4 separate regions of the Homo sapiens genome follow, and all the other regions are linked to region 4. A link is a contact called in ENCODE Hi-C or POLR2A ChIA-PET data. All regions are on one chromosome and are shown on one strand. The core of a region is the stretch at or near the end of the contact, and the rest is flanking DNA. Distances in the headings are between cores, read along the strand shown.

What was found. Hi-C counts contacts between places; a loop is a spot of excess contacts on that map. ChIA-PET counts read pairs that join two places held with the same protein, here RNA polymerase II (POLR2A). Pooled maps may share reads with other maps.
Region 1: a loop to region 4 is called in a map of CD4-positive, alpha-beta T cell, with 16 times the contacts of the local background. The contact joins the promoter of HTD2 here to the promoter of DCP1A in region 4. A Hi-C loop is called at or near these places in 3 of 168 maps with a recorded cell type or tissue (CD4-positive, alpha-beta T cell, CD4-positive, alpha-beta memory T cell and naive thymus-derived CD4-positive, alpha-beta T cell) and 10 of 50 pooled maps. POLR2A ChIA-PET finds 5 or more read pairs at or near these places in 2 of 52 experiments (CD4-positive, alpha-beta T cell and WTC11).
Region 2: a map of sciatic nerve shows a loop between it and region 4 (16-fold over the local background). The contact joins the promoter of ABHD6 here to the promoter of DCP1A in region 4. A Hi-C loop is called at or near these places in 2 of 168 maps with a recorded cell type or tissue (sciatic nerve and vagina) and 8 of 50 pooled maps.
Region 3: a map of CD8-positive, alpha-beta T cell shows a loop between it and region 4 (22-fold over the local background). The contact joins the promoter of ARF4 here to the promoter of DCP1A in region 4. A Hi-C loop is called at or near these places in 1 of 168 maps with a recorded cell type or tissue (CD8-positive, alpha-beta T cell) and 7 of 50 pooled maps. POLR2A ChIA-PET finds 5 or more read pairs at or near these places in 1 of 52 experiments (activated T-cell).

What each region holds. Positions count from the first base shown.
Region 1 is chr3:58,305,178-58,307,877 of GRCh38, reverse strand. HTD2 (hydroxyacyl-thioester dehydratase type 2) reads right to left here and starts at 1,358. Exons shown (of 5, transcript NM_001348712.2): 1 at 1,227-1,358. It overlaps RPP14 (ribonuclease P/MRP subunit p14), which reads right to left and starts at 1,633. Exons shown (of 6, transcript NM_007042.6): 1 at 1,461-1,633. RefSeq lists enhancers at 1,068-1,197, 1,318-1,577, 1,768-1,847.
Region 2 is chr3:58,236,423-58,239,122 of GRCh38, reverse strand. ABHD6 (abhydrolase domain containing 6, acylglycerol lipase) reads right to left here and starts at 1,331. Exons shown (of 10, transcript NM_001320126.2): 1 at 1,207-1,331. RefSeq lists silencers at 1,090-1,579, 1,590-1,759 and an enhancer at 981-1,920.
Region 3 is chr3:57,596,030-57,598,729 of GRCh38, reverse strand. It overlaps ARF4 (ARF GTPase 4), which reads left to right and starts at 1,386. Exons shown (of 6, transcript NM_001660.4): 1 at 1,386-1,656. The coding sequence starts at 1,590. ARF4-AS1 (ARF4 antisense RNA 1) reads right to left here and starts at 941. Exons shown (of 2, transcript NR_132370.1): 1 at 679-941. It also overlaps a transcript of PDE12 not described here. RefSeq lists enhancers at 363-1,068, 583-1,142, 1,163-1,412, 1,423-1,492, 1,683-1,732 and 4 more.
Region 4 is chr3:53,346,267-53,348,966 of GRCh38, reverse strand. It overlaps DCP1A (decapping mRNA 1A), which reads left to right and starts at 1,424. Exons shown (of 10, transcript NM_018403.7): 1 at 1,424-1,584. The coding sequence starts at 1,450. RefSeq lists enhancers at 930-1,699, 1,235-1,825, 1,826-2,416.

The sequences.
Region 1 (2,700 bases), core at 109-2,608, 5.0 Mb before region 4:
AAAAAAAAAAAAGACTTACAAATGACAGCACTGCCCTCTGCAGGCTGTTCTGACATTAAAGGAGAGGATACCTGGGAAATTATTTTGTACAGACTGGTATTAAATATATTCACCAGGCTCTCCACAGATGTGGGCTCACGAAGTTACTGTCATCGTCATCTTTAAAGTCAGTCTTGTTGTTTGTTTTGAGATGGAGTCTCACTCTGTCGCCCAGGCTGGAGTGCTTTGGGTCGAAGCAATTCTCGCTCCTCAGTCTCCTGAGTAGCTGGGATTACAGGCGTACGTCATCACGCCCAGCTAACTTTTGTATTTTTAGTACAAATGGGGTTTCGCCATGTTGGCCCAGGCTGGTCTCGAACTCCTGGCGTCAAGTGATCCGCCGACCTCGGCCCCCTCAAAGTGCTGGGATTACAGGCATGAGCCACCGCGCCCGGCCTAGAGTCAGCCTTTTTTAGTGGCTGCGCAGGGATGCTCCTAATCTGACCTATTAGTAATAAATCTGATTCTCCCTACTCCCCCGCTTCTCCATCCCTACGGCGGCCAGTGAGTCTATTAACATCTACTCAAGCTACATCATTCCTCTGCTCAAAATCTTGCTATGGTTCCCGTTTTATCCAGAGTAAGGCCAAAGTCCTTAGAGCAGCCTGCAAGGCTCTGCCTCACCTGCAGGACTGCTCCCTCTACACCTCTGACTTCATGTCCTGCCATTCTCCCTCCGCTCAATCCCCGCCACCACACAGGCCTAGCCTAGCTCTTTCTCACGCGCCAGTCTCGCTCCCACCGCTGGGCCTCGGCTCTAGCTTTTCCCCATGCTGGGAAAGATCTTCCTCCAGGCAGCCACCGGACTCACACCCTTGCCCCCTTCCTGGCTTAGCTCAAATCTCAATCGGGTTGGCCCAGTGCCCTTCTCGGCTAACACCGCACCCCACCCCCATGCCCCGTCCCTGCTTTCTTCTTCGTAGCATTTGCCTTTTTCTATGACAATTATGTAACTCGTTTATCTTTATCTGTACTTCCCCTCCCCACCCCAACAAAAGTCCACTCCAAGAATCTTGCTATCTTGTTCACTGCTGTTTCCCAAGGCCCTAAAACACTGGGTCGTGCACAGTGGGCGTGCGACGTACAATTTTTGGACTAAATCAATCACTTTAAAAAGCTCAATATCCTTACTGCTGAGCACTTGGGTGGCTTTCAATATTTTTCAACAACCACTATTTAGCGCTCACCTCGCGCCGGGCGCATGGAGAGCGCTCAGGACACGGTCCCGAAGTCTCGCCCGGGCCTCTCGGCCACGTTCTGCGGCCGAGACCCTACGCGGCGCCGTACAGAGGCCCTCAGCGCCCGGGGTCGGAGAGGACAAGCTACCCAAGGCGCACCGCCCGCCCCGCGCATGCGCCCGGGTCGCGGCCAACTGAGACGGCTCCCAGACAACCGCCGCTCTTTGGAAGGCTTCCACCTACCCACTCTTCGTCGGACTAGCCTGACGCCTGACCAGACTCCTATTCGCCGCAAGGACCCGCCAAGGCTTGGGGCTCCCCGGCAGCAGCCACAGCTGGGCCCGAGAAACTCCTGGTGTCTTTACGTTTGGCTTCTCCTCGTCCCGCCCCACGAAGCGTGACGCCCAGGCGGATATGACGTCACCACGCGGCGTCGTCCTAAGGACCCAGGCGCGAATCCTGATCCGGAGCTGAGAGCGGCCGAGCTCAGCGCCCTCTGGTGTCCACTCCGGGAAAGCCGTGTGTGCAATTTGCTTGGGGTGCGGTTTAGGGCGGGTTTTTTCCGCCTTGGACGGTGCTTCATAGTTATCCATTTCTTCATGCATTCATTCATTCATTCAACAATTTTTTCGTTGTTTTTTTGAGACAGTTTCACTCTGTCGCCCAGGCTGGAGTGCACTGGCGCGATCTGGCTTACTGCTACCTCCGCCTCCAGGGCTCAAGCGATTCTCCCACCTCAGCCTCCTGAGTAGCTAGGACTACAGGTATGCTCCACCATGCCTGGCTAATTTTTGTATTTTTAGTAGAGACGGGGTTTCACCATGTTGGCCAGGCTGGTCTCGAACTCCTCGCCTCAAGTGATCTGCCCACCTTGGCCTCCCAAAGTGCTGGGATTACAGACGTGAGCAACTGCGCCCGAGTCATTCTACACATTTTTTTCATTATATTATAATTTATTTATTGAGATGGAGTCTCGCTCTGTCGCCCAGGCTGGAGTGCAGTGGCGCCATCTTGGCTCACTGCACCCTCCGCCTCCCTTCAAGTGATTCTTCTGCCTCAGCCTCCCAAGTAGCTGGGACTACAGGCATGCACCACCATGCCCAGCTAATTTTTGTATTTTTAGTCGAGACGAGGTTTCACCATGTTGGCCAGCATGGTCTCAATCTCTTGACCTCGTGATCTGTCCACCTCGGCCTCCCAAAGTGTTGGGATTACAGGCGTGAGCCACCGCGCCTGGCCTAATTTTTGTATTTTTAGTAGAGACAGGGTTTCACTATGTTAGCCAAGCAGGTCTCAAACTCCTGACTTCAGGCAATCCACCCACCTCGCCTCCCAAAGTGTTGGGATTACAGACGTGAGCCACCGCGCCCAGCCTACAAAATTATATCTAGCATCTCCTCTCCTCAAGATCTCCTATGTCAAGCACTCCCCAAAGATAGGACCCACTCTCAGTGTCCCTTGTGACTCCCAGCACATAGTAGGT
Region 2 (2,700 bases), core at 82-2,581, 4.9 Mb before region 4:
GCGGTTGGGGGAAGGGGGTGGTTCTGAGGCCAGACTCACTTCGTGTCTTGGGAAGGTACCACCTCTGGAAGCCTCATATTCCTGCTCTCAGGAATGGGCACAGCGGTGGTACCTACCTCAAGGGGCTGTTGGGGAAAGTATGGCAGGTAATTCTTTTAAGGGGCTTAGGACAGGGCCTGGCACACAAGATTTGCTTATTCTATGTCAGCTATTATTCATTATAAACTACTTTAAACTCTTAGCCAGGTGGAGCCACTAGGGATTTCTGAGCAGGCGGGAGCAGCGGGGAGGGGGGCGGCGAGATAAATGAGGGCCTCCAGGTCCCAGCTGGAGTAAGACCCCCACTTTATTTCCTCTTCCTAACCACCCAGCTCCTGGGGCATACAAAGGGCTCAAAATACATATTCTCTGCATGCACAGTATCTAGACCCTCTGGCATCCTCCTCTTCCCCCACTCCCCCATGCCTCACTCTGTCACCTGGCCTCGCTGTGGGCTCAGGGGCGCAAACCCTGCACGTGCACTGCCCTGCAGCCGGCGTTACACAATCCGCATTTCTAAGGCAGCCGTGAAACCTGTGTCGCTGTAGGCGGGGGACCGCAAGTTGCCGGCGGGTACCTGGCTGGACAGCATCCTGATTCAAGTGTTTCGACACGGAAGGGGCGCAAGGGCACGGGAGCCGGGGCAGGCTGGGGAAAGGGAAGCTGAAAGGCTGCTGGGGGAGGGGAGTAGCGGAGCGAGATCTTGGGGACGGCGCGGAGGCGGCGCGTGACACGGAGCAAGATGCTATCTGGGTGGGCGAGCTGCAGTCCTTCTCCAGGAAATGGGGGAAACAGGGCTGCAGGACCCCAAAATCCTCTCGGCACTGCGAGGGGCGCCTAAGGGCTGCTGCGGGCGCAGGGGGTGGGGAGGCGAAGTAGAAAGAGGGTGCAGGTCCCGACCCGTCCTCACTCTGTCCCCCGGCTTCAAGAGGCTGGCTGGACCCAGGAAATGGGGCGCCGGGTTTCGGGCATCTCAAACCTATCCAGGCAGCGGGAGGTGGGGGCAGCGCCCGCGCGGGGAGCGGAGTGGAAAGGCAAGTGCAGATCGCCGACTCTTTCCACTCGATGCGCCGCTGCAGGGAGACACTGGGGGAGAGGTCACGGGGCCATCAGGGCGCCCCATCCCCCTAGGAGCGCACCACCGCCCGCCCGCCCGCCTCCGCTCACCTGACCAGCCTCAACCGCCTGGGTCCCGCCGCCGGGCCCGGACCCCGGCCCTCGGTCTCTAGCCCCGGGCTGGGACCTGCCGCCGGGCTCCTACCCGCGCCGCTCCCAGCTCCGGCGCCCAGCCCAGCTGGACTCCTTAAAGGCGCAGCGTGCCGGTTCGCGTCCTCCGACAGAAAAGCCGCCCCGCCCCGACCCGGCGCCGCGCGCTGTCCCCCAGCGGCCGCGCTCTGTTTGGGGGCTCCGGGGCGCTTATCCCCAGTTCCTCCGCGCGCTGCCTCACAGCGTTAAACCCGGAGGGTACAGTTAGCGTCTCGCACAACCCAACGCCGGCAACTGTCTCCTAGCACCCGAAAGCCACGGCGAGAGCAGGATCGCCTACAGAGGTACCGGGGGCGGAGCCCGAGCGCCCGGTCCCGCCCCCGCCCCCGCCCCCGCCCCCGCCCCGCCCCGCCCCGGAACGCACACGGTGGCGGGGCGCGGGGAGGGCCTCTGAGCCCGCAGAGCCACACACAGTTCCACATCCCCGGCCCGAATTCTTCCCGGCACTGTTTCACTTACTGAGCACCTACTGTGTGCCTGGCGCGGCTGGGCATTAAACCCGCCAAAGTGACTCAGGCAGGATCTCTGGATCTCTGCCCCGAAGGGCATCAGAGAGAAAGGGACAGGCAGGGGTTCTCAGGCAGCAAAGCAACACTGCTTGACATCGGTTGTCTCACGTAATCCTATGAGGTAGGCACTGGGGTCGACTTCTTTTCTCAGAAGACACCGAGGCTCAGGGAGGTGAGGGGCTTGCCCTGGATAGTCCAGGAAATGGGAGAAATGGGGGCGCAGGAGCCCCCAAATCCTCTGGACACTGCGAGGGCTCCACCCCAAGGAACACCGTAGGCGCTCATGCTCCCGCCCTGGCTCTCGGGTGTTTGGAGACAGTTGCCGGCGTCGGGTTGTGCGGGACGTCAGACTGTAAGGACTGAACTGGGAATTCCAACCGAGGATCGTCTGACTCCAAAGCTATACGGGAGAAATGGGCACCTGGAAAGGCCTTCGGCCACCTCTGGTTAAACCCCTGCTATGGTCGTTTCTTTCTTTTAGGGACAGTTAAACCCCAGCTTGGCCTGGCTACTCTTCCGTGTTTTCCATGTCTCAGTTTAGCTGCCACTTCCTCCAGGAAGCCTTCAGTAAGACCCCTTTGGGCTCACACTGCACTGTGGGCTTCTTTCATCAAAACATGTATTCGTTCATTTAACAGATATTTACTACACCTGTTAGGGGCCTTAGTGGCACCCAGATCTTCCTGCTGCACTGAGTGCTTGGCCTGCCACTCCAGACGTCAAGGGGCCAGGGCTCAGCAAGACTCTCTTGGCCGTTTAAATCCCCCACAAAGGCAGCCTTTGGGCCTCAGCCTGCCAAGGCCTCCACGCTGGTGGAGCCTGGCTGAGTGGTGCAGGTCCTGGGTTTTAAGAATAGGACACAGTCAAGAAGTCCCGGAGAAGTGGC
Region 3 (2,700 bases), core at 137-2,636, 4.2 Mb before region 4:
CGCTCACTGCAACCTCCGCCTCCCGGGTTCACGCCATTCTTCTGCCTCAGCCTCCGGAGTAGCTGGGAGTATAGGCACCCGCCACCACGCCCGGTTAATTTATTCTATTTTTAGTAGAGACTGGGTTTCACCGTGTTAGCCAGGATGGTCTCGATCTCCTGACCTCGTAATCTGCCCGCCTCGGCCTCCCAAAGTGCTGGGATTACAGGCATGAGCCACTATGCCCGGCCAGAAGTTTTTGCTTTTAATTGCCCAGGGCCACTCCTAAGAAATAACAGTCTCTGAAGGGTAGATAAGGTAGTGCTACCAAGAGAAGCGTTACTCAGCAAGCCTTCAAAAATATAAAAATAACTTACTGTTTCTGAAAGTTTGCAAGTTTTTCTTATTCAACCCCATCCTATGGAAATATACCAGTTGGAATAAGCAACTACAGAACCACATAGGACGGCACTACTAGAAAAATAGATTAAATCTTTATCCTGGCAATGAGTCTAATACATTTATCATTGCTGTGAATTTTAAAAGGTGTAGCAGGCCGGGCGCGGTGAGTCACCGCGCCAGGCCCGATCATAAACACTTTTAAAGTGAAGAGGCTTTCCGCTTCCTCAACATAAGGAGTAAATCTTTAATGCTGCTTCTAGGAAAAAAAGTACAAGAAAAGCAAGACTTCCTCCTTGCCTTCTCTTTAAAAAGCAACAGCCGATGAACACGTGTTGGAGCGCTCTCGCCTTGACAGAATTAGAGATCTTCAGAATCACTTGGCGTGGTGGTCGAAGCGTCTAGCCCTAGCTCATTAGGGTGCCACAGTTTCTCGGCCCACAAGTCAGCTTTTAACCACTTTTCTCCGCAAAAGACCGGACCGGTCTTCATGCGTCAACTAAAGCAAGCGTCTGGTCCCGTGTGTGAAACGTGTAAGTTCATGGCATCAGGGAATACCCATCGCGCGTACCGTAATAGAAGAGGGCGAGGTTCCTCACCTAACCCATAATGCTCAGCTCGCCTTTCCGGAAGCAAGGACTATCACCCCGACAATACCTTCATCCGGGCGGAAGCGTCTCACCCTGAGTCTGATTTGGCAGTGACGAAGCGAGGTATTGTGGGACTTTGTCCGTCTCCCAGTACGCATGTGCCTCAGCCGGCCTCTCCCGGCTCCTGGGGCCACGTCCGGGCGGTGGCGCCGTCGAGAGATGCTCGTCAGCGAAACTGGCCAATCCCCTGCAGGCGCAAGCGCAGTGGCTCGGGCGCACCGGAAGCGCAGGGGGATGGGGCGGCGGTGACGCGATTCTGTCCGCGTTGGAGGGGCCGGGCCGCTGCTGGAGTCGCCGCGGCCGCCGCGTGACGTGGCACAGCCAGAGCCTAAAGGCTAGAGCCGGAGCTGCCGCGCCAGTCGCCTAGCAGGTCCTCTACCGGCTTATTCCTGTGCCGGATCTTCATCGGCACAGGGGCCACTGAGACGTTTCTGCCTCCCTCTTTCTTCCTCCGCTCTTTCTCTTCCCTCTCGTTTAGTTTGCCTGGGAGCTTGAAAGGAGAAAGCACGGGGTCGCCCCAAACCCCTTCTGCTTCTGCCCATCACAAGTGCCACTACCGCCATGGGCCTCACTATCTCCTCCCTCTTCTCCCGACTATTTGGCAAGAAGCAGATGCGCATTTTGATGGGTGAGTGAGGGGCTGCGAGTCAGGCGGGACCTGGGAAAGGCAGGGTCTCCACAATTGGGGTGGCCTCTGGGCCTGTTTTTTTCCTCCGCCCGCTGTGGTGGGGGAGGGGCGCCGGGTCGGGGGTCGGAAGGAATTCTTAAGGGGGAACAATGGAGCGGAGGGTGAGCGATCCCCCCCGCCCCCGATCTGTCGCCAGACGAGACAGGGACAGGGCTTCGGGCAAGATTTCTTTCTGGACTCGGCTTTTTCTCCTTGATCTTATTGAAAGCTGGACAACATTGGGCAGAGATGTGGGGAAAGCCAACTCTGGGAAGCAAACACTTGGCGAGGCCCTTTCTGGGGGTGCGATCTGCATACCTTCTTGCCCGGGTGTGGACAGCGGTCAGGAGGGAGGCAGAGCAACTCCAGCCTTTTCCCTCCCCTTCTGCGTTTCGTGTACAGTCCCTGCATACTCCATTGGTATGTAAGCCAGCGGCCACCCGGAGCCTGGAGCCGCCCGGGGCAGGAAGTTGCGGTGGCCAGGGAGCACCCAAGGTTTCCGAAGAGTCTGGAGTCCTTCAGCGCTCACTTTGCTAAACTTGGCCTTGCGCTGGATTCCGTTTCAAGTTTTTCGCTCCTTGTTAATCTCATTCTCCGAAAACTGAGCTTATCTTCTATTTCTTTGACTATTTTCAAAAACTTTAAATGTGTTTGGTTTATTCTCCTAGGTTTTTAAGCTTATTTTTAGGCGGTCTAAGGTCTAATGCAAAAAAATTTTAGAAACGAATTTTTAAAAAATACCTGATAAATTTTCAAGTAACTGAACATCATGACGCTGAATTTTATGGTAGTCTTGTTAAATAGTAACTACAATTTTTTTAAAATTTCTTTTTAGAAAGTTGACTTTTTAAAAACTACTTTTTAGGGGGCGTGTTTTTGCTCAGCTGAGGGAGAAGGGCTGTCAGTTGGCTGAAGTAAGCAACCGCTCCCGGTTACTGTAAGCAGTCTACATCACAGCTGAGCTCCATGGACTAGAATAACGCTGAAAGAAGCCCCTCTAACTTT
Region 4 (2,700 bases), core at 175-2,674:
CGCAGTGGCTCACGCCTGTAATCCCAGCACTTTGGGAGGCCAAGGAGGGCAGATCACCTGAGGTCAGGAGTTCAAAACCAGCCTGGCCAATGTGGTGAAACCTCGTCACTACTAAAAAAAATACAAAAATTAGCTGGGCGTGGTGGCGGGCGCCCGTAATCCCGGCTACTCTGGAGGCTGACGCAGGAGAATCGCTTGAACCCAGGAGGCAGAAGTTGCAGTGAGCTGAGATCGCGCCACGGCACTCCAGTCTGGGCGACAGAGCGAAACTCCATTTCAAAAAAAAGAAAAAGAAAAAGAAAAAATTAGCCAGGTGTGGTGGCGGGCGCCTGTAATCCCACCTAATTGGGAGGCTGAGGCAGGAGAATCGCTTGAACCCTGGAGGCAGAGGTTGCAGTGAGCTTGAGATTGTGCCACGGCACTCCTGCCTGGGCAAAAGAGCGAGACTCCGTTTCAAAAAGAAAAAAAGAAAAGGGCCGGGCGCGGTGGCTCAAGCCTGTAATCTCAGCACTTTGGGAGGCAGAGGCGGGTGGATCGCCTGAGGTCAGGAGTTCGAGACTAGCCTGGCCAACATGGCGAAACCCCGTCTCTACTATAAACACAAAAATTATCAGGGCATGGTGGCGCGCCCATGTAATCCCAGCTACTGGGGACGCTGAGACAGGAGAATCGCTTGAACCTTGGAGGCGGAGGTTGCAGTGAGTCGAGATCGCGCCACTGCACTTCAGCCTGGGCGACAAGAGTGAAACTCCGTCTCAAAAAAAAAGAAAAAAAATCCACTTGTACCTTCTGCTAATCAGTGTATATATTCAAGGCAACTTGAATCTATGCTCCTGGGGTGCAATCCTCAAGCTTGGCCCAAATAAACTCTCTGCTTGCATTTATTTTGCCCCAGAGTCTTCTTCCTTTTAGGTCGACACATCCATATCTGAGACCTAGGGTAATTTTCTGGGCTTCTCGCCTCTCCCTTTCCCCCATGTTTTTCTGTGCTCTCTAAACGGGCCCGGTAGAGTCCCGCATTTCCACATTCCACAGACATGTTTTCCTTCTGTGGCCCCGGGCCCTGCCAGACAGCGCACCGCGAGGCCGGCACTTCGGCGGTCTCCAACCTTTGCCTGGAAAGAGCTCGGCAGGCGAGCTAGAGGCCAGATCCCAGGACCCAGTCGTTTTAGCTCAGGGAAAGGAAGCGCCGGAGCTCCAGCCTGCAAGCTCCACTACGCAGCCTTGGACACCGCCCACATCGTAGGGCCGCGGACCCTGACAACGCCGGAACCCGGCGCCCGGAGCGTGCGCGCGGCGGACCAGAATGGCTGACGTACCGCCCTGCCGCGAGGCCCGCGTAGAGGCGGAAGTTGAGGGGACTGACGCAGATGGGGGAATTTTGCCTCGATGGCACTTTCCTGTCCGCGACTCCGCCCCCACCAGAGGGGCTAGGCTCTGGGATTCAAGATGGAGGCGCTGAGTCGAGCTGGGCAGGAGATGAGCCTAGCGGCCCTGAAGCAACACGACCCCTATATCACCAGCATCGCAGACCTCACGGGCCAGGTCGCTCTGTACACCTTCTGCCCCAAGGCCAACCAGTGGGTGAGTGCCGCCTGGCCCTGAGGACGGCCACCCGGCCGCTGCCGTCTCTTAAAGGGGCCGCGCGGGTTACTGTGGGGTGGGGGGGCACACTAAGAGGCCAGGGCGGTGGAGACGAGGCCAGGGTCTGGCCAAGAGCCTAGCCAGAGCCTGAGGGGTGTCGGGTCCGCTTGGGATTGGGGGATAGGAGTGAGAGAAGTGGCTCGAGACATCCCAAGGAAAAGCCAGTGGAGGGGAGGATTGGAGCAGGATCAGTCCCTTGGCGTCGGGTCTGGGGACGTGGGCGACCTGCCTTCTTTGCAGATACATTGGGAGTTATAAGACCGGTGGGGTCAAAAGGGTGCCTGAAAGCTTGTGTTTGAGGCTTTGCGGATTATTAGATAAATTATATGTACATTATCTATAAAATAAACACTCCTCCTCTCCCCCTGGCAAACGTAAATGAGAGCCCCTGTCGCAGAGGTCATTTGGGTTTAAAGTTTAAAATCCAATTAGTTTCGATTCTTGGAAGGAGGGGGTGGGTGGGTCCGGCTTTAATCGAACTACACAGAGTTTCGGAAAAGATTCCAAGGCACTTAGGAAAAGGGCTTCCGTGTTCACTGGATCCCCGAAGACCTTTGTACAAACAAGAGAGACCCTGTAAATGTGTTTTGTTCCATCTATGATGCTGGTGATGTCATCTCTGAATGCTCCCCTCGGACTCAGTACTTTCTGGCTTTCGTGCACTGGGGAGGGTCCGAAAAGTCACATTCAGTGTGTTCACTGATTCTTGTTAGCCCCTGCTTGAAGCTTTGTTAGTTGTTTAAAAAGCATAATTTCCCACTTTCTTGTAATTGACCCTTCCTAATTAACTCATTCAGCTACAGGCTTTACACTTAGAAAGTAATACGTAAATGCTTGTTGGATTGAATTCACCAATGACTGGAGTTCACATTTCAATAAGATACGAAATCCTTAAACTGACAGAACTCTGGAAGATGACCGTAGTATGTCGTTTACCCTATAATACAGTTGCATAGATTATATTTATCAGTAATTTATCGAAAATCATTTGGCATTTATGAACAGTTAATTCAGATGAAGAGTTTTTATAATCACGTTGTTTATCTTTGCCTCCTG